2 separate regions of the Homo sapiens genome follow, and region 2 is linked to region 1. Evidence: chromatin loops called from intact Hi-C (ENCODE). Cell type or tissue: gastrocnemius medialis. All regions are shown on one strand. Each heading gives the region's core, and the rest is flanking DNA. Links, peaks and the distances in the headings are about the cores only.

Region 1 (10,417 bases), core at 1,122-9,121:
AACTCATCCCTCACCCTGAGTGCCCCTGGATCACTGTCCACGCCAGTGCCTCACTGCCCCTAGAGCAATCCTATAAACAGTGTTGATTCCAACTGAATAGGTCGCAAGCTTCTATTTTCTACTCTCAGAATATTTCTTAAATCTGCCTCCCTCTCTTTGTTTTCTCATTATTTCCCATCTGAGTTCCCAATAAGTTTTACTTAAATCTCAATTATATTCTAATCAAATTAAAATGTCATTTTAATGTGCCTACATGTCTGTCTTCCCTTAAAACCGTAAGCATTTCAACTGCCAAGTAATAATTATCACTGTATCCCTAGCACCTTTATGTCCAGTGCCCAAACCGTGGTAACTATCCAGTAAATATTTGGTGAATGAATGGAAACATTTTATTGGCTAATTATTACCTGCTAGACACTCTGTGAAATTAAAATACAACCATCACTACCATATAAACTACAATTCCTGCCCACAAAGAGTTTTGAGAGACAAACTTAGCGTACCTGAGACAGAAAACAAAGCAGCCAAATAAATGTAATTAGATTACTATTAAAAAGAGAGAATTGGGGCTGGGCGCGGTGGCTCATGCCTGTAATCCCAGCACTTCGGGAGGACGAGGTGGCTGGATCACCTGAGGTCAGGAGTTCAAGACCAGCCTGGCCAAAATGGTGAAACCCCGTCTCTACTAAAAATAAAAAAATTAGCTGGGCATGGTGGCGGGCGACTGTAATCCCAGCTACTTGGGAGGCTGAAGCAGGAGAAACACTTGAACCCGGGTAGCGGAGATTGCAGTGAGCCGAGATCACACCATTGCACTGCAGCCTGGGCAACAAGAGCGAAACTCCTTCTCGAAGAAATAAGACAGAGAGAATTACACACAGACACTTTTCAATTTACGATGTGATGCCATTATATCTGGATAAACCCATCCTAGTTAAACTTAGGGTATGTTCCCTTTGGTCTCAAGCTCAAGGTTGATTAAATGATACACGGTACATGCTCCCTTCCTCTCACTTCCTGTACTCAGTTGTCATCGCTCCTCAAAAGTAGTCAAATTCCTGGCCCTCAATATCTTTGCCATACTGCCCCATAGTTGAAGATACATATTCCCCCTAACTGTCTGCCATGATTCTTGGCATTACTGGGTCTTCACTGAGAGTCACGAGCAACCAACAATCTATCTTACTAAGAAATGACTTGACTAAGGTCATGCTTATCCACATGGAAAAAGGTTAGGAATGATGTGATGTTAGATGGGAATGTAGGGATCTGCCACCCTTTGATGCAATTTGTACATAGCTTTGCTCTGTATCACCAGTCAGGGTAACCAATCTCTAAATTTCTTCCTCACCAAAAAAGGAAGGACTTCCTATTATTCTAATGAGGCAAAATGGTATAAGCATAATAAGTGTTCATTTGTGAGCTACACAGACCTAGGTTTGAAGTCCAACTCCACTGCTAACCTAGGGAAATCTAGTTGAATTTTCTAGGCCCGTTTATTCATTTGTGAAACAATACCAGTGTGACCTGTATCATAGCGTGACTGCTATCATAGAGTTGTTAGGAGAATTAAATGAGAAAATAGATGTAAAGCACCCAGCACACAATCACTGTGCACAGTGGCAGCTATTATTATGGATTCTAACTCCCAGATAATCATGGGTCTTAGTAAAGGAGGTATTCAAGGGTGGTCATTCAGAGGGTTTCCTTCAGCTTTAAGCAGTGTTTTATAAAGTGCTCTTAGTCTGTAAGAAAGCTTCTGCTGAGTTTTGTCATCAAAGCTGAGGTTGGAAATAGGTCAATGGACCAGGATAAGGGTTGAGTCTTTCTCCCAGCTCTGATGGAACAATATTTCCTGACTGCCTTCAGTAATTTATATGCCCAAAAATGGACCTTGAGAATTCAAAAATAAGATAAGACTTGGAATGCTAATAAGAGATAACAAGACATCATCAGTCTCCCTGAGGAAAATGAAGTGCCTTAGTGTATTGGTGGCATGACAGCGGATCTAGATGCTCTGAAGCTACAGAGAAGACTTCATGCAGGTTACCCACGGTACAAGGCAGTAGTGATGGCCCTCAAATATCTGCTGTCTTCTACCTCTGCCATCCCTCTGTTAAAGCAAATAAGAAGGAGGCCGTTAGCCTGAGGTTGTCTCCATAACCAGAGCTTCTACATAAGCAAACCAAAATCCAAATCAATGTAAACAGTAAAATGTAACTAGAGGCTTCACCAATCAGAAACCACCAACTAACCTCTAACTAGGGTCTTCCCACTCTAATAAAATATATTTTCTTAGCCTTCTTTCCACGTTCAGCCTACAAAAGCTCACTGTCCTCACTGCGGCAGCAGAGCTCTCTGAACCTCTTCTGGTTCTGAGTGCTGTCCAATTCACACATGGTTCTTTGCTCAGATGAACTTTGCTACATTTATTTTCTCTAAAGTTTTTCTTTTAACACCTCCTGCCTTCTTCCTTGCTTTGCATAGCTGCTCTACTCCACCTCTTCTAGAATATTAACACACCCAAAGCCCTCCTCAGTGCACAAATGTCCTCTGCAGCTGCATGTATACAGCAGACACTGACTGAGGAATGGGTCCCTGAAGAACAGCTCAGCCATCACACCCAACACGTGATGGCACTGATTGCTTGACCACTAGTGACAGGGACCTATAAAGGCACACATCCCACTTGCAGATAGTTTTGAGTTTAGAGTATTAGAGTATAGATTCATTGATCCAGAATCTATTTCCCCTTGACTTCTATCTTTTTTTTTTTTTTTTTGAGATGGAGTCTCTGTCACCCAGGCTGGTGTGCAGTGGGGTGATCCTCACTGCAACCTCCACCTCCCAGGTTCAAGTGATTTTCCTGCCTCAGCCTCCCTAATAGCTGGGACTACAGGCACTTGCCACCTTGCCTGGCTAATTTTTTTTTTTTTTTTTTTTTTGTAATTTTAGTAGAGAATGGGTTTCACCATGTTGGCCAGGATGGTCTCGATCTCTTGATCTCGTGATCCACCTGCCTTGGCTTCCAAAAGTCCTGGGATTACAGGCGTGAGCCACCGCGCCCATCCGACCTCTATCTTTAAAATCTAGTGTCAGGACTAATAAGCTTTTTAAAGACGTATATTCTTTCACAATAAGCTGTCCTTTCAATTCATTTATATTATAATACTAACAGCTAACATTTCTTGAGGGCCAACCATGAGCCACAACTTACAGGCAGGAAGGCACAATATAGCGTTTCTTAAACTTGCCAGATCCTAGTATCATCCAGGGTGCCCGCTGCATCCACTGCTCCCCAGGCTCCACCCCAGCTGGGCTGAATCTGAATCTGAGACAGGGCCTGGGAATTGCTCTTTTAACAAGAGTCTCAGGTGATTCTTAGGATCAGGCAAATTGTAGACCAATGGCACAATGGTTAAGGTGTGACATATCAGGATCCATGATCTGATTCCATCATCGTTTGTTTTATGGCTTCAGGCAACTTACTTAACCTCTCTGAACCTCAGTTACGTATCTGGAATTTCAGAATGATGACAGCATCTGCCTGTAGGGTATACGGAGGAATAAATGAGATAATGGTCATCAACCACTTAGCATAATGCCTGGCACATAGTAAGCTCTCAACAGTATCACCAACATCACTGACCTGATTGGTGCTATAAAAGCTGCATCCCTATTATTTTTGCTCAGTGCTACACAATTAGCAATTAAAGTGCCCGAGACCAGGATTTAAACTCATACCTGACCATCTCCGAAGCATTAAGCACCTACACAGCAACTTCTCGGAAGCCTTGGCAGCAGGGGAAGGAGAAATTAAACAGGCAGGGGGCCCGGTGGCATAGAACAACCCACATATTCAGGTACTGGCTCCAAATTCATGTTTGAATTCAGCTCACGTTGCATTCTTAGGAGCAGCTATTACGCAGATGCTACAGCCAGAAGGATGCCCCCGAGCACTATGTATTAAGGAAGGAAAGTTTGTCTTGGACTTCCTCCTGTCTCTGTTTCGACTCCTCTTCTACCCCTACCCTCCTTTGGGGACCATCCAAAATCCCCACTTTTTCTCCAGGTCTGCCCAAGGAGTTCCTCTCTTGGGAAGCAGATCAGGCACAGAGTTTGAGTCTGGCCTGGAGAACAGGGAAGACCTAAGCTTCACTTCCCAACTGTAAGGCCTCCCACTGTTACTTCACCCCTGGGACCTTCTCTCAATAGGTCCTAGGCTCATTTGCAGTAATGCTCCAGGCAGAGTGCATAGCTCACTGGTCAACTAATCAATAACGCTAGGCCTCAGGGTATCACCTCTCCTTTCTCTGAATTCCCCCAACCTAACCTAACATTTCAGTTAAAGTGGGGCCACCTGTGACTCACACTTTATATACAGTTTGTTTTACAATGAGCCCTCATTCATTTGTTCACACAAATATGCCCCAAATACAGATGATACAGAAATAAATAGGGCCCAGCTCCTGCTGCTGAGGTCTTAGAGAAAAGACCATAAACTAGTGGGTGGAAAATCATGTAAAGCATTAAAAACTAAGGGCCGAGGAGGTGGTGCCAACTCTACTAGAGGAAGTCAGAAGTCAGAAAAGGTAAAGTTCATCCTGGGTTTTGAAGTTTGAACAGGAGTTCACCAAGCAGAGCAAGGCATGCCCAACAGAGAATAGCAGTGCAAAGGCTCAGTCATGAAAGTGGCCCATTGTGTTCAGGGATGGGGAGAAGCTGTGAGGTGGGACAGGGTATAAGGGCTGCAGTGATGAGAAATGGTCTTCGACAGGACATCTGCTCCAGACAGAGGTATTTCTAGTCCCAATTTATCCTGCAAGCAACTGGGACTGGTGGAGGTTTTCTAAGCAAGCAAATAACATTATTAGATTGTTTTCTCTAAACTCCGTGGTGTGCTCCCAGCACTAAAAAGGAGCTTTGATGGAGCACGAAGAGGTGAAGAGGGGCCATTTCCGTGAATAAAGGAAAGGGTGCCAGAGACCATCTTTTCTGGCTCCTGGTCTGGCCTGCAGCCCCACCATCCACCCAGCTAACCCCTGGCTCAGCAGATAGTGAACTCTGGTCAAGTCCCTCCTGGAACACCAGGCTCCAGAAGCTGTTAACAGAGTAACGTGGAGAGAGAGGAGTGGGAACCAACTGCACAGATAAACTGAGGAGGAGTCAGAGAAATATGATGTGTCTAGTGGCTCACAGCATCCTGAAAGGGGCAGGAGCTTCCAGCTAGATAGACTATGTTCAAATTCCACCTCTACCTTTACTACCTGGCATAACCTTGGGTAATTCCCTTAACCTCTCTGAGACTGTTTTTTCTTTTTTCTTTTATTTTTATTTTGACACGGAGTCTCGCTCTGTCACCCAGGCTGGAGTGCAGTGGCATGATCTCAGCTCACTGCAACCTCTGCCTCCTGGGTTCAAGCGATTCTCTAGCCTCAGCCTCCCAAGTAGCTGGGATTACAGGTGTGCGCCACCACGCCTGGCTAATTTTTGTATTTTTAGTAAAGATGGGGTTTCACCATGGCCAGGCTGGTCTCGAACTCCTGACCTCAGGTGATCCTCCCACCTTGGCCTCCCAAAGTGCTGGGATTACAGGCATGAGCCACCACGCCCGGCCGAGACTGTTTTCTTATCTATTAAATGGCAATAACAAGTCCCATTCACTTCAAAGGCTTGTACTGAAAATTAAAACTATTTCAAGTGATGAGGATAGTGACCACTACAAGGAATAATGGCTCTCTAAATATTATTAAACTGATTATTAATATCTTCATTTTTATTTTATGTGTCTTTTATATGATGTGATAAAATCCCTCAGGCTAAAAGATCTTCAAATACAGCAGGCCCCTGGAGGCACGGGATGGAATTAGCCCTCCTGAGGCGCTCAGAGGACGGCTGTGTCTCCTGCGTGAGACTGATCAGTTCCTTCCAAGTTGCCTTCCGCCCTCCTTGGCTGCCTGCAGTTTCTGTAGGATCATATTTCCCACCTGACCCAGTGGGCCCAGGAGAGCTGTGGGCCTTGTAGCTCTGAGCTTTTCAGAGGTCTCACATGACAACCTGGCAGGGTGCAGCTGTTCCCGGCAAGGGCATTAATAATACAGGCCTTCTTCCGCAAACTCTGGCCAACAGTCTAAAATGACAAGTGAAAACACTGAGTCCAAATTCTCCCTGGGGCTTAGGGCAGAGGAAGCCAAAATAGCTCGCCTTTATCAGGGCTAAATCGTGGAACTAAATCAGGGTTCTGCTAGCGGTGGTGGCTAAGGGAAACCGCTGGTGATAAAAGCAAAGAAATGGGGGAGAAGCCGTGGGGGAGGGAGCCACAGTCACACTCCTTACAGAATAAACTATCTCGCCTAGGGGCAGTTTCAGCAGAAGGCTTCAGAGACCCCCGGAAGCAGACAGAAAGAAGTCCACATGCCTTGCTGGCTGAGGAGCAAATCGGGTCATGAATTTCATCTCAGCAATAGCCAATAAACACAGCAGCTGCTATACCCAGCCCTGAGACATCTAGCACAGGAGACTTTATAAAGAACAAGCCGATCTCCTCTGGCAAGCAAGCCACAAATGGAGAAGGTCTTGGCAGGATTTTTGTGTCCTTTATTCATATGGTATCAGCACCTAAAACAGTGCCTGGCATTAAAGCACTAGGTAAATATGAGTGACTGAAGAAATACATGCGTGGGGAGAGAATATAAACCAGCAGCACCAGTTAGTAACTATACAAAGGTAAGCAAGCCATTCAGTCTCTAGGAGCCTCTATTTCTTCATCAGGAAAATAGGGTAATGACACCTACTTTGAAAGGGTCTTATAAGAATTAAGGCCGGGCACAGTGGCTCATGCCTGTAATCTCAGCACTTTGGGAAGCCAAACTAGGTGGATCACTTGAGGTCAGGAGTTTGAGGCCAGCCTGGCTAACATGGTGAAACCCTGTCTCTACCAAAAATGTAAAAAATAGCCGGGTGTGGGGGCACATGCCTGTAGTTCCAGCTACTTGGGAGGCTGAAGCAGGAGAAGCGCTTGAACCCGGGAGATGGAGGTTGCAGTGAGCCGAGATAGTGCCACTGCATTCCAGCCTAGGCAACAGAGCAAGACGCTATCTCAAATAAAAAAAAAAAGAATGAAATAAAATGATGTATGTAAACACCTCTAAAACAATGCTTGGTAGAAGTAGGCACTCAGTAAATGGACTTCAATCTTCAGCTACAAATTTGACCTCAATCCTCAGCTATAAATCAGACCTCAACTATCAACTCTCTGTTTCCAATTCTTACGGAGGAGGGGAAGGTTGGGGGAGGTGAATAAAAGGAGAGCGTAAACCAACTGAAGATGAGAAATCAAAGGAAAGCAAAGGAAAGACCCACAAGGTCACACCTCACTGGATGACCTTGGACAAGTCAGGTACTTTGCTGGGTCTCAGAGTTCTCTGTGGTAGGATGCAGGGAGGTGAGTTTGATCTGTGGTCTTGAAACTGTGTGCAGGAACTCTAGCGAGCCCGTGGAGACCCTGAGGGGCTGTCTTGGGGTGGGGAAGAAGGAGACCAGTGGGTCCCGAGCAGTTGCAGGCAGTTTCCTATGGGAGGCTGGGAGGCTGTCCTCAGAAGAAACAGTCCCACACTTGGTCCAGTTTGTTGTAAACTAATGCTTTCTCCGAGGTCCCCAGTTCCTCCCAGGGCCAGGATTGGGATGAGGTAAGGGAGGTCTCACCCTAGTCCCAATCGTGAGTCCCCCAGACCTCCTTCAGTGCCAGCCTCACTCACTTCTGTGGCGTTTGGCACAGCCAGCCACCCTCTCTGGAAGTCTCTCTCCACTGCCTGCCCTGGCACTGCCTTTCATGGGTACAGTGTTCTGTTTCTCTCCATCTCTTTCGCTGGATCCTCTCCTTCCTCCTGGGCAAGAGAAGTAGAACAAGAGGGAAGAAGTGGATGGGAGAGTACAAAGAGGCCATGGAAGAACACACTGTGGGGAAGTTCAGTTGTGGACAGGCAGAGGGAGACTGGTTGAACAGCAAAAGGCAGATGGCCAGGCAGGTACGAACCTCAGGGACAGAGAAGAATCACTCCCCATCACCTGGCAGAACTTTCTCTCCCCTGCACTTCTTCTTTCCTTGCCTCAATGCCCCTGTCCAAGTCAAGTCCACATCATCTAATACTAGGACCCTCACAACAGTCTCCCAACCCATCCCTTGCTTATCTTCTCACAAAAGATTAATCTCCTGAAGTCCAGCTCTGAATCATTAAGCTCCTCCTCAGACACTGAAATTGCATCTTCCATGTTTACTCCATTAAGTGCAAATGCCTCTCAGTCTAGTATACAAGGCCATACTCCCACTCACTCCCCAGCCTCCAAGCAACACCCACCGTGCACACAGGCACCCGCTTCCCTGGATTCACCCTGGCCACCGGCCCTGACGTTGCCTGCACTCCTTTCCTCCCTCAGCGCACCCTCGCCCCAATTTCACCTGTCAAATCTTTGCACTGTAAACAGCAGACCCACGCTCCTCTTTTCCAAGATCCTGCATCCAGGCCTGCCAAAGCCCAGAGCTATTTGTAGATGTTGGCGAGGACACGTCTCTCTGTCTGCTCAGTCAATAATTCACTGCAATACCAGGTATTGCAAAAGAAGGCCTTTGCCTTGCCTTCCAATAAGAGTTACAGGGTAGAAAGCAGAAACCTGCCCTGCAGCTGCCATGAACCCCACCTGAGCAGGCAAGTTAGGCTACACTTGACAGTGGAAGCTCATCAGCCACAGTGAAGCAGCCCCCACCACTTGTTTATTTATTTATTTCCCTTTGCACCCAACCCTGCTGTGGGCGCCCCCCCCCCAACCAGGCTCTCAGTAAATACTAATTGAATTAATTAATTAATTAATGAGATCTTCCTGCTGGGAGCACAGAACTAATCCCATAAAAACAAAAATAATTCTCCTGTCTTTTGCATCTAAAGCTGACCCCACTAATGACGGAAATGTTCTATAACTGGATTGTGGTGACAACTGCACAGCTCAGTAAGTTTACTAAAAAAAATCACTGAATTGTATACTTAACATGGGTTGATTTCATGGAATATAAACTGTACCTCAATAAAGTTGTCTTTAAATATCTGTATGATGATCAAAACCACCATGGTCCATGGTGGCTCACTGTTCGGCTGAGTGATAAAGTGAGTTATGAGCTAACCCAAAAATAAACAACAGAAAAGATGCTCCGGGTCTGTAAGGTGTGGGATCCAAGCTCAGTCGGTTCCTGCAGTATCGGCAGCACCTGTGGATGGTTGGATATGGGTAATCTCAAGGAACGGTCTAGGCTGTTGGAGGCGGGGTGAGGGCCCTGGGGTGGCCAGGCGCCTGGTCAGCCTATAGTCAGGATATAGCATAAAGTGGACTGATCCTACTGAATCTTCCACACTGGCCTCTCCAGTGGCCCAAAGCTAGAGAGTCAAACCCCAGGATGAAATCACTTTCCCGAGGAAGTATCTATCCACTGGCTTCCCAGGCTGTGGTTCATTCACGCAACACCACAGAGCTTCCTCCACAGCAACCCCCACAATTCACGGTTTCACATTTGATTGTGTTACTATTTAATTAGCATTTGTCTCTCTCTCTTTAGCTCACATGCTACAGGAGGTCAAGCGCCATGGCTCATGTGTTCACAGTGCCCAGCACAGAGGCAAGCACACAGTAGGTGTTCATTTAAAAAGTCGATTGAATGCTGAATGAGTGAATGGACACTCTTCGCTGACTGAACTTGGGTAAGGCACATGTCCCGTTTTCTTTCAGTGCAGCACTGCCCTACAGCTGGGTGTTCATGAAGAGGGCCTCCAGGAGAGGAGGAGAGGCAAAGAGTTAGGAGAGGGAGCCAACACTCCCTAAGACACTTCTCCACTTTGCCCTCACAACAATCTACAAACCAGCTATTATTATTGCTCTGTCTACAGGTGAGGCAACTGAGGCATTGCAATTGGAACTCAGATCTGTCAGGCTAGAAACCTCTCTTTCCCAGACACCCCTGATGGGCAAGGGTGAGATGAAGTGGATGGGAGTCTCTACAATGCAGTCAAGGTTACTGCTGCACAGGCAGGGGGTTGAAAATCTGAGGGCCAGTGCAATCATGTGCTATCCTCCAAGGTCCAGTCCCCTGTGTCATCCTCCTCCTGCCTCTTCCTGCAGTATATGTGAGCCAGCCCTGAGTGCACAGGAGACTCAGAAAACAGAAGAGGGCCGGGCGCAGTGGCTCACGCCTGTAATCCCAGCAGTTTGGAAGGCCAAGACGGGCAGATCACGTGAGGTCAGGAGTTCAAGACCAGCCTGACTAACATGGTGAAACCCTGTCTCTACTAAAAATATAAAAATTAGCTGGGCATGATGGCGGGCGCCTGCAATCCCAGCTACTCAGGAGGCTGAGGTGGGAGAATCACTTGAA
Region 2 (9,904 bases), core at 1,192-9,191, 62 kb after region 1:
TCTCTGGTGGTTGGGTTAAGCTGAAAGGGGTACAATACACCTGCTTGATTCATCTACTCACTTTAATATGCATTACACATTTAGAGGACTTGCGAGGTGCATTCCTATACATTTTTTGATTGATCCTTATTTTACTGAGAAATCAACTGAGGTCTAGAAAGTACAATAACTTGCCAAAGATCACCTAGCTAATAAGCGGCAGCAGTTGGACTAGAGCCCAAATCTTCTGATTCTGTTGTAAATGCTAATAAGGGGCCAGAGGGTAGCCCAGAAAAATGTATAAAGAACAAAAGACTTGAGAAAAAGCAGAAATTTCAGTGGCTTGTCCTTCATAATGAGGCCCCTGAGAGGAATCAGGACCTGCTCATTATTTTCTGACTTTTCATACTGCTCAGGGATCATTAGCCTGGGTTTTCAGCCTGTCTTTTCAAAGTGCCAAGAAAAATGTGTAAAGTGATAAGTGGAGATTATAGAGAATGGCCAGAAGTCTGGGGAGAAGAAGGAAGACACTCATTTGAGATGGCTTTGTGTGAATCTGGACTTATGATAACACATTTCCTTCACCGCAGTGGTTTTGACATAGAGGGTTGAGGTAGTTTTACTGCTTCAAAGATCTCATGAGCTAGAAGAAATTGTAATTTCCATTGATTACTGAGGTGAAATAGAGCGTGGTTGAGATTTGTATCTGGATATTCCAGAATGATCTAAGAGATAATAATGACTTCCTCAAATTACTGAAGCAGGAGCTGAAATGGTTATGATATTTAATCCTCATAAAGATCCTGGGAGGTGTGCGTCATTAACCGCATTTGGAAATGAGATTACTAAGGCTTAGGAAGTTTGAATAACTGGCCAAAGGCTTGTAATTGCAAAGCTGGAAATTGAACTAGGATGTGTATGACTTCAAAGCCACTCTTTAACCAATAGGCTCATCTGTTTTTCATTGGAGGCAAAGTGAGGAGAGGATGACCTGACTGTCTCCTCACTGTCTCTACCACTAGGACTCGCTTCTTCATTGCTCTGAAAAGCCTCCTTCATCTCTCTCTGCCTTCAAGCCATCCTCTAAGGTCTGGTTCAATCCTAAGCTCCTCCTGGAAGCCTGGCATCCACATTGATCTCTTCCTTCTCTGAAGTCTTGTAGACACATGCAGAAATTCCTGGGACTGTACCTTTTGTTTTCTCATGTATTTGATATATAGCTAAATGGAATTTGGTTTTTGTTTTTTATTTTTTATTTTTATTTATTTATTTATTTATTTAGAGACAGAGTTTCCCTCTTGTTGCCCAGGCTAGAGTGCTTTGGTGTGATCTTAGCTCACCACAAACTCCACCTCCCGGGTTGAAGCAATTCTCCTGCCTCAGCCTCCTGAGTAGCTGGGATTACAGGCATGCGCCACCATGCCCGGCTAATTTTGTATTTTTAGTAGAGCCGGGGTTTCTCCATGTTGGTCAGGCTGGTCTCGAACTCCCAACCTCAGGTGATCCACCCGCCTCGGCCTCCCAAAGTGCTGGGGTTACAAGCGTGAGCCACCGCGCCTGGCCTGGAATTTGGTTTTTAATACCGTTTCAAATAAATACGCATTAGGTGTTTCATGGAAACACACTTTGTTTTACATAAATAAGTCCACAAATCAGGACAAAATTTTCTTTATCAGATTTAGAGTTGTAAATTAAATCAGATTGGAACCTTCCCTCCTCACTAGCCATTCCCCAAACTTTGGCCAAGGACCACAGAGGTAGGGAGGGAAGGAAGTGTCTCTCCTAACTCCATTCATGGCCAGGAAATAGGCTTGCTCTTCTTAGTTGACATTTCCATCTCTAATCCCCTCCAAGGTCTTTAATAAAACTCCAAAATGGGCCAGGCACGGTGACTCACGTCTGTTATCCCAGCATTTTGGGAGATCAAGGCGGGCAGATCATGAGGTCAGGGGTTCGAGACCAACCTGGCCAACATGGTGAAACCCCGTCTCTACTAAAAATACAAAAAAAATTAGCCGAGCGTGGTGGCGGGCACCTGTAATGCCAGCTACTCAGGAGGCTGAGGCAGGAGAATCACTTGAACCCGGGAGGCAGAGGTTGCAGTGAGCCTAGATCGCACCACTGCACTCCAGCCTGGGAGACAGAGTGAGACTCCATCTCAAAAAAAAAACAAAAAAAAACAAAAAAAAACTCCAAAAAGGCCATGTCTCTGCAGTGTGCCTCTCCATCGGCTGCTGACAGTTCATTCCTTAGGTAACTAATGAGACCACAGCTAACTCAGTGCTGTGGTGATGCTTCAGGAGTTCTTTGGGGCCAAGCAGAATGGAGTTTGCTTCCTGTCTTGCTTTTTACCAGCCAGATAGCTTTTAAAAAGGCCCTTAGCTTCTCTGAATCTGTGAAATGGAGGCACTGCATTCCTCGAAGGATCACAGCAAAGATCAGCAATAATGCTGGTGTGTGCGGTGGCAGGCTGTATATCAACTACATACACAAAAGGAGAAAGGTATTATAATTATTAGATGTGAAACCAATCAGAAGGAGGTGAACAATTAACTTTTTTTAACCCTAGGACCAATGCAGAAAACCCAGATGCCTAGGGCCTGGCATAGGAAGCCTCCTCCTCCTCTTCTTCCTTTCTTTTTTGTTCCTCTTTCATCCTTTAATCTCATTCAAAACAAAACACCTGCCTGGGCGCGGTGGCTCACGCCTGTAATCCCAGAACTTTGGGAGGCAGGGGCAGGCGGATCACTTGAAGTCAGGAGTTCAAGACCAGCCTGGCCAACATGGTGAAACCCCATCTCTACTAAATATACAAAAATTAGCCGGGCGTGGTGGCAGGCATCTATAGTCCCAGCTACTCAGGAGGCTGAGGCAGGAGAATTGCTTGAACCCGGGAGATGGAGATTACAGTGAGCTGAGATCGAACCACTGCACTCCAGCCTGGGCAACAGAGCGAGACTCTGTCTCAAAAAAAAAAAAAAAAAAAAATCATTGTAACTGTGATTACCTACTTTATGAAACAAATATGTAGCAGTGAGAAAGTTAGCACTGCTTTTTAGCCTCTAAAAGATTTCCACTCACATCTGTGCATACTGAAAAAGAAGCAGTGTGGAGACAGCTTTCTCATGTTTAACCCAGAAATTACAGGCCATGGACCAGATCAAAGATCTCAGGGCCACAGGAGGGTCTTATGTTAGTGTTTCCTCTTTACCATGTGAGAAAAACCTAAGGTATTACTGGAAGATCTTACTACACTCTCAGAATGTCAAAGACGATCTCATTTCCCTCATGAAGAAACAGACACCAGACTGACAGAAGCAAACCCTAGTCTCCAGGCACTCATCTCTTTCTGCTACCTCCCAGCCGTCAGTTTGAGGGCCTTACTGAGTAGCCCTTGTGCACTAAGTGTATGCTTTATGGGGGTGGAAGGCAGAAGGGGACCATATCCCAGCCCTGCAGGAGTACACAGAATGGAAGAATAAGAGGTACTCACAGACCGTCATCAGGAAGTGGCTCAAGACCCTTTATGATCCAGACTCAGCAGGGCAGCTCAGGCTGTGAGTTCATTCCAGAGGACAGAAGTGTATTTGCTCTGTCTACTTTATTCCCTAGAATAGTCCAGCTGAGGCAGTATTCATAAATGTTAATACAGTTAATGGACTCAGAGCCACAGTGGGTGGTGTTAAATCCCAGCTCACCCAACGAACAGCTGAGCAATCTTTGATAAATTACTTATGCTTCAGTTTTCCTATAGGTAAAGCATGGATAGTATTGTAAAAATGAAATGATGTAATCCATGTAAAGTGCTTTAAAAGGGGCCATCATTGAGTAAGTACTCGATAGGCTTAGCCATAATCATTGTACTAACCAATCACTTTAGAAAAGAAATTAATATTTGATAAACATATACATATACATATTTGATATGCCGTAAAATAATATTTGAGGAAAAAATGAATGAATTGGAGTCAGAGAAGGAAGGGATTCTTGCAGGCTGAAATTCTCAGGGTAGGTTTTTTAGCAGAGGCCAGATCTGAGCCTGGCATTTAAGGAGATGTAGGATCTAAGCAGGATGAAAGAAGAGAAGAAAAAATGTTCTAATTTCAGAAGGTCTTTTACACATAGACTCATGTTTAAAGATGTTTATTAAAGTGTTATTTTATTAGTGAAATATTAAAAACTGCCTAAATAGCCACTGGGACCATTAAGTACAATTTGATGAATCCATAAATGAATTTCTTTGAATCCATTAAAAGATATTCAAACAATACTTAATGACAAATATGCTGAGATTATAATACTAAATTACCCCAAAAATCCCACATTATAGGCAGTATAATTTCAATTAAGTAAAAAAAAAAGTCCATTCCGATACGTAAAAGAAGAAAGGAAATACATATGCCAAAATACTAGAAGGAAAGAATATAAGTAACTTTGTTTCTTCTTTAAATCTTTCTTAATTTTTCAAATTGTCTACAAAGAGCATATATTATTTTACCAATTTTGTTTGTTTGTCATTGTGGTAAGGCATATGTAACATAAAATTTACCATTTTAAACATGTTACTTAATATTTTCGAAAGTCTTTTTGTATCTTTATCCAGCTAAGAAGACTCCCAGGCTCAGGGAGCTTGCTCAACTTACTGTTCTCTTGGAGTAGCCCTGGCAGGTGCTGTGAATGGAAGCACAGCCACTGATAGTGCCTAAATGCTGGACCCCTTCACCCTGGTAAATACCATTATGGTTTTGGAGCATGCAACCACCTGCTGAGGGTTGGCATTTCAGCCCTCTGGTGTGGGTAATAGTTCCTTCCTGAAGTCAGGGAGTTATGAGCTTGTCACGCTTGGAGAATGAACACCTCCTCCATCCCCAAACCTATCCATTCTGTCTCTGCTACTGCCCCACCCAAATGCAGCTTTCAGACATTTCCTCCAATGCTCAGGAAACAAGGGAGTTCCACGCAGGCTCCAGAATCCCCCCAAAATTCCTCTGTGCCTTCTGGAAAGTGTACAAAGCTGGGATGTGGAGACTCTTCCCCCAGTTCTGCAGGATCGTCCTCGTGCTGCGGCTTGTGTCATGAATCACCGCACAAATTAAAGAGAACACGTTGTGTAACAGAGCCTGGCCAGAGGGAAGAGCTACCTGGCCACAGGCCTGTGTGTCTGTTACATGCCCAGCTCCAATGGGGAAATGCCACCCTTGAAGCAGCTTCTCAGTTTCCTGTAGTTAGTTTCACCATTGCTTGTATCCATTCTCTTCCTTCTCTATTTTCATGTATCTAATTCATTTATCCAACAATCATTATTTATCTCTTGCTACATACTCGGCACCATGTTAGGGATGAGATACTGACACTGAAGATAACGGTAATAATCTTATTAACTGCCAAGCTCTGGGCTAAAAAGTTTTACCCGCACTATCTTATCTAAACCTTTAAACACACTCCACAAAAAACTCTTTTGCTTATTTTATAGATTATAAAGCTGAGGCTCTAGAAGAAGAAACCACTTGCACAAGAAAACTTCTGGATAAAGATGGCAAAATGACTCTAGATGACATAATCTCTCTCCTCCCAACATTTAACACAATGAACAGCAAAAGTAAAAGCAACAGAAAAAAAGTACCATCAATTTCCGCTTTTGGTATGGACAAATAAGCATCTACCAGATCCTGGTTTCCTACAGATAATACATATAAACTTTGGATGAAATAAACAAAGAAACAAACAAAAACAAAAAGCCTGAAGGCACTAAAGAGTAAACAGAAGCAGACAGAATCCGGGGGGAGTCAAAACTTGGATAAGTGAAATGGCAAGGGGTGAGTTTCCTATTTTTATAGTTTTGTAGCCTGAGCACAGGCTGAGGTTGGTACTATGTGGGATAGCTAAAACTCTAATACAGCATGCTAGAAAGCAGGAGGTGGGAGGATACTAGAAAGAAATGAGCCAGAGTAAGAAAGACCTGGATCCTGTGTATAAACTCTGATCAAGATTTGGGCAGATTCCTGAACCACACTCACATAAGGCATGCTCAAATCAGCCTACCTAATGGTAGTGAAAATGACCCAAGAGATAGAGTTTTGCAGTTTGAGCTCAGCTAAGTTAAGTGCTTGCTAAAACAAAACACCAGCATTCTCAGAAGAACATAATAGGACGTAGAATCTCCAGAACATCAAATTTATAATGCCTAAATATACTCGAAAATCACATACCATGCACAGAGCCAGAAAATATGATCCAAAGTTAAGAGAAAAAACAGCACAGAGCCAGAGAATATGATCCAGGATTAAGAGAAAAAACAATCAACTTGGGCCAACCCCAAGCAGCAGATAAGAACTCTCAAGCAGGTATTACAACTCATCTCAGCAAAGTAAAGGAAAGTATACTTTAATGAATGAAAGGCAGGAAATCTCAAACAAGAAATAGAAACTATGTAAAAAAGAACCAATGGAAACTTAAAACTGACAAATGCAATATTTTAAATTAAAAATTCACTGGATGGACTTGATTTAAAAAAAGAGAGAGAGAATTTTATAGCCATAGAAATTGTCCAATCTGATGACAAAAAAAGTTGAAAACATTGAACAGGGTCTCAGGGACCTGTAGTACAATATAAAAATACCTGCATACAGGTAATTGAATTCCAGAAGTAGAAGAGAGAATGAGACCAGAAAAAAAATTTTGAAGAACAAATGGCTTAAATGTTCCCCAATGTGTTGAAAGACATACATTTATAAATTAAAGTTCAGTGAACCCCAGGCAGCATACATGTAAATAAAGACACATATAGGCCTATCATAGTCAAACTGTTGAAAACTAAAGAGAGAATTTTGAAAGCAACCAGAGAAAAAAATGATACCTCACATAGTGGAGGAGTCATTTGAATCACTTCTGAATCCTCATGAGAAAATATGGAGGGCTAGGCACAGTGGCTCACGCCTGTAATCCCAGCACTCTGCGAAGCCGAGGCAGGTGGATTACCTGAGGACAGGAGTTTGAGACCAGCCTGGCCAACATAGTGAAACTTCATCTCTACTAAAAATACAAAAATTAGCCAGGCATGGTGGCACGCAGCTGTAGTCCCAGCTACTCGATAGGCTGAGGCAGGAAAATTGCTTGAACCCAGGAGGCGGAGGTTGCAGTGAGCCGAGATTGCACCACTGCGCTCCAGCTTGAGCAACAGAGAGAGACTCTGAAAAAAAAAAAAAAGAAAGAAAGATAGAGGAGGAGGGAGAGAGAGAGAAAGAGAGAGAGAAAAGAAAGAAGAGAGAAAGAAAGAAGAAAGAAAAGAGAAAGAAAGAAAGAAAGAAAGAAAGAAAGAAAGAAAGAAAGAGAAAGAAAGAAAGAAAGGGAAAGAAAGAAAGAGAAAAGAAAAGAGAAAATATGGAGACCAGAAGATAGTGGACCATCTTTAAAGTGTTTGCAGGGAGAGAAGGAAAGAACACCTGGCAATCTAGAATTCTATATTCGTTGAAAATATCCTTCCAAAATGACATTGCAAAAAATCTACCAGCAGCAAGGAAAGAGATTCAAGCTTATGCCTTAGCTGTCAAAAAGAAGTTGTCAGAGGAAGAAATATAAAGTTCTGGTGTGGTGACACAGGGATCATAATTTCATACTTACCTTTTCTAGAAGTAGTGTGAAGGGAAGTAGATACAATGGCAATATTTCTAATAATTTTTAGGAATCGCTCTCCCTGTTTCAATCTGCAGAGAATCTGACTGAGAGGATGAAAAGGAAGCTTGAAGAAAAGTCAAGACAAAATGCTTAGAAGCAGAAGCCACTACATACCACCATAGAAATTGCAGAACAGCCAGGGCCTGACAGCTTCCAGAGCATGTGCTGGCTTAGGGAAGGCACACAGGAGCGGGGTACAAAATTGGACATCTTAATGAGATCTCAGAAAGTGTCATGCCCAGGTCCTCTAGCAAGGGCTGTGCGCAGCTCCATGCCTTCCCTATGCCCTCAAATTACGGAAATGTAGACAGCAAGCAGCCCCTGTAGTCCTGATGGAAAGACTACTGGGTTTTTTTTTGTTTTTTTTTTTTGAGACGGAGTCTCGCTCTGTCGCCCAGGCTGGAGTGCAGTGGCGGGATCTCGGCTCACTGCAAGCTCCGCCTCCCGGGTTCACGCCATTCTCCTGCCTCAGCCTCCCAAGTAGCTGGGACTACAGGCGCGCGCCACTACGCCCGGCTAATTTTTTTTGTGTGTTTTTAGTAGAGACGGGGTTTCACCGTTTTAGCCAGGATGGTCTCGATCTCCTGACCTCGTGATCCGCCCGCCTCGGCCTCCCAAAGTGCTGGGATTACAGGCGTGAGCCACCGCGCCCGGCGACTACTGGGTTTTACACATGATAGAAGGGCTTCAAGGAGAAGTCACCCACATATAACCAAATAATGGAACGAGATTACCAAACCGTCTGTGTCAATCACGGGCTAGATAACAAAAAGAAACAGGGCAGAAGCTATGAAAGCATTCGATATAGAGAAAAGTAATCCAATCTGGAAGAAAACGTAGCCCAAGCCAAGGAACAGTGCAATACTCATTGTGAATTTATCACTCTTCAGACATATATCACATTCTAATAAAGTATACGATTTTAACAAAATAAGAACACAAAGACAAAAGGATAAAATAACAGCATAAGATTAAAAGGGAGATTAAAGTACTAAAGAAACAAGTTGTGTAGCAAAATCCCAATTTACATCTAACAAATAACCTAGAAAAATAACCAAGTAACACAATAGAACCAACCGAGCATCAAATTATTTTTGTGGAAGGAAGGCTTGGTATAATCATAATGAAAATAGAAAGAAAGGATAAGGAATTTAAGACATGTAAAGAATAGATGATAAAAACCACCTAACATAACAACTACTACTGTCCTGGAAATAAGAGTTACAACAATTAACTAGGGAAATTATCTAGAAATGTAATACAGGAAAATCTCTCCAAAGTGATTCTGTTTTTCACTCAAGAAGATGCATTGTTTTCCAACAATATTGGTTGAAAAAAGATATTTAGGCGTATGCCTGTTAAAGTTGAAGGCAAAAAAAAAAATTCTTTAAATATTCAGAAAGAAAAATCCAGTCACCTCTCAGGGTTTTTTAAAAAATCAGATTTTTCTCTAAAGAGCAGTGCAATGTGGCCGGGTTTGGTGGCTCACGCCTGTAATCCCAGCACTTTGGGAGGCCGACGCGGGTGGATCACGAGGTCAGGAGATCGAGACCATCCTGGCTAACACCGTGAAACCCCGTCTCTACTAAAAATACAAAAAATTAGCCAGGCGTGGTGGCGGGCGCCTGTAGTCCCAGCTACTCAGGAGGCTGAGGCAGGAGAATGGCGTGAACCCGGAAGGCAGAGCTTGCACTGAGCCGAGATCGCACCACTGCACTCCAGCCTGGGCAACAGAGCGAGACTAAATTAGACGGCTAATTTTTTGTATTTTTAGTAGAGACGGGGTTTCACCGTGTTAGCCAGGATGGTCTCGATCTCCTGACTTCGTGATACACCCACCTCAGCCTCCCAAAGTGCTGGGATTACAGGCATGAGCCACCACGCTCAGCCTAGTTTCTATTTCTTTAAATTAACTGTGTGAAGCCAATCAAACTGCCTGTGTAGGTTAATATATAGCCTGCTGGACCCAGGGTGGGGCCCTGCTTAAAGGGTTTAAAAGAGTAGCCAATATCCCAATATCTCTCATGGTAAAGAAACATTACCTGAATCTCAGCAATCCTTTTTTCACTTTTTTTTTTCTTTTTTTGAGACGGAGTCTTGCTCTGTCGCCCAGGCTGGAGTGTAGTGGTGCATTCTCGGCTCACTGCCACCTCCACCTCCCAGGCTCAAGTATTTCTGCTGCCACAACCTCCCGAGTAGCTGGAATTATGGGAGCATGCCACCACGCCTGGCTAATTTTTGTAATTTAGTA

Evidence for each region. Peaks named below come from ENCODE experiments on the same cell type or tissue, not always from the same donor. Only the 100,000 strongest peaks of a DNase experiment are listed, where the experiment ranks them.
Region 2: a loop joins it to region 1, with 7 times the contacts of the local background. A loop is called at or near these places in 1 of 110 quality-filtered maps.

The regions. Positions count from the first base shown.
Region 1 is chr3:186,973,132-186,983,548 of GRCh38, reverse strand. The region is part of intron 2 of ST6GAL1 (ST6 beta-galactoside alpha-2,6-sialyltransferase 1); the gene reads right to left. It overlaps LOC124906314 (a long non-coding RNA gene), which reads left to right. Exons shown (of 3, transcript XR_007096208.1): 3 at 1-252. Among named protein-coding and RNA genes, the nearest start is that of ST6GAL1, 48 kb to the right of the region's middle. RefSeq lists an enhancer at 7,169-8,050. In gastrocnemius medialis, for the core only: a CTCF peak has its summit at 5,860; DNase peaks (open chromatin) are centred at 6,018 and 8,608; H3K4me3 peaks cover 1,063 bases; H3K27ac peaks cover 4,398 bases.
Region 2 is chr3:186,911,425-186,921,328 of GRCh38, reverse strand. No RefSeq gene overlaps it. Among named protein-coding and RNA genes, the nearest start is that of ST6GAL1, 14 kb to the left of the region's middle. In gastrocnemius medialis, for the core only: no CTCF peak of the experiment used is centred there; DNase peaks (open chromatin) are centred at 4,648 and 5,108; H3K27ac peaks cover 3,712 bases.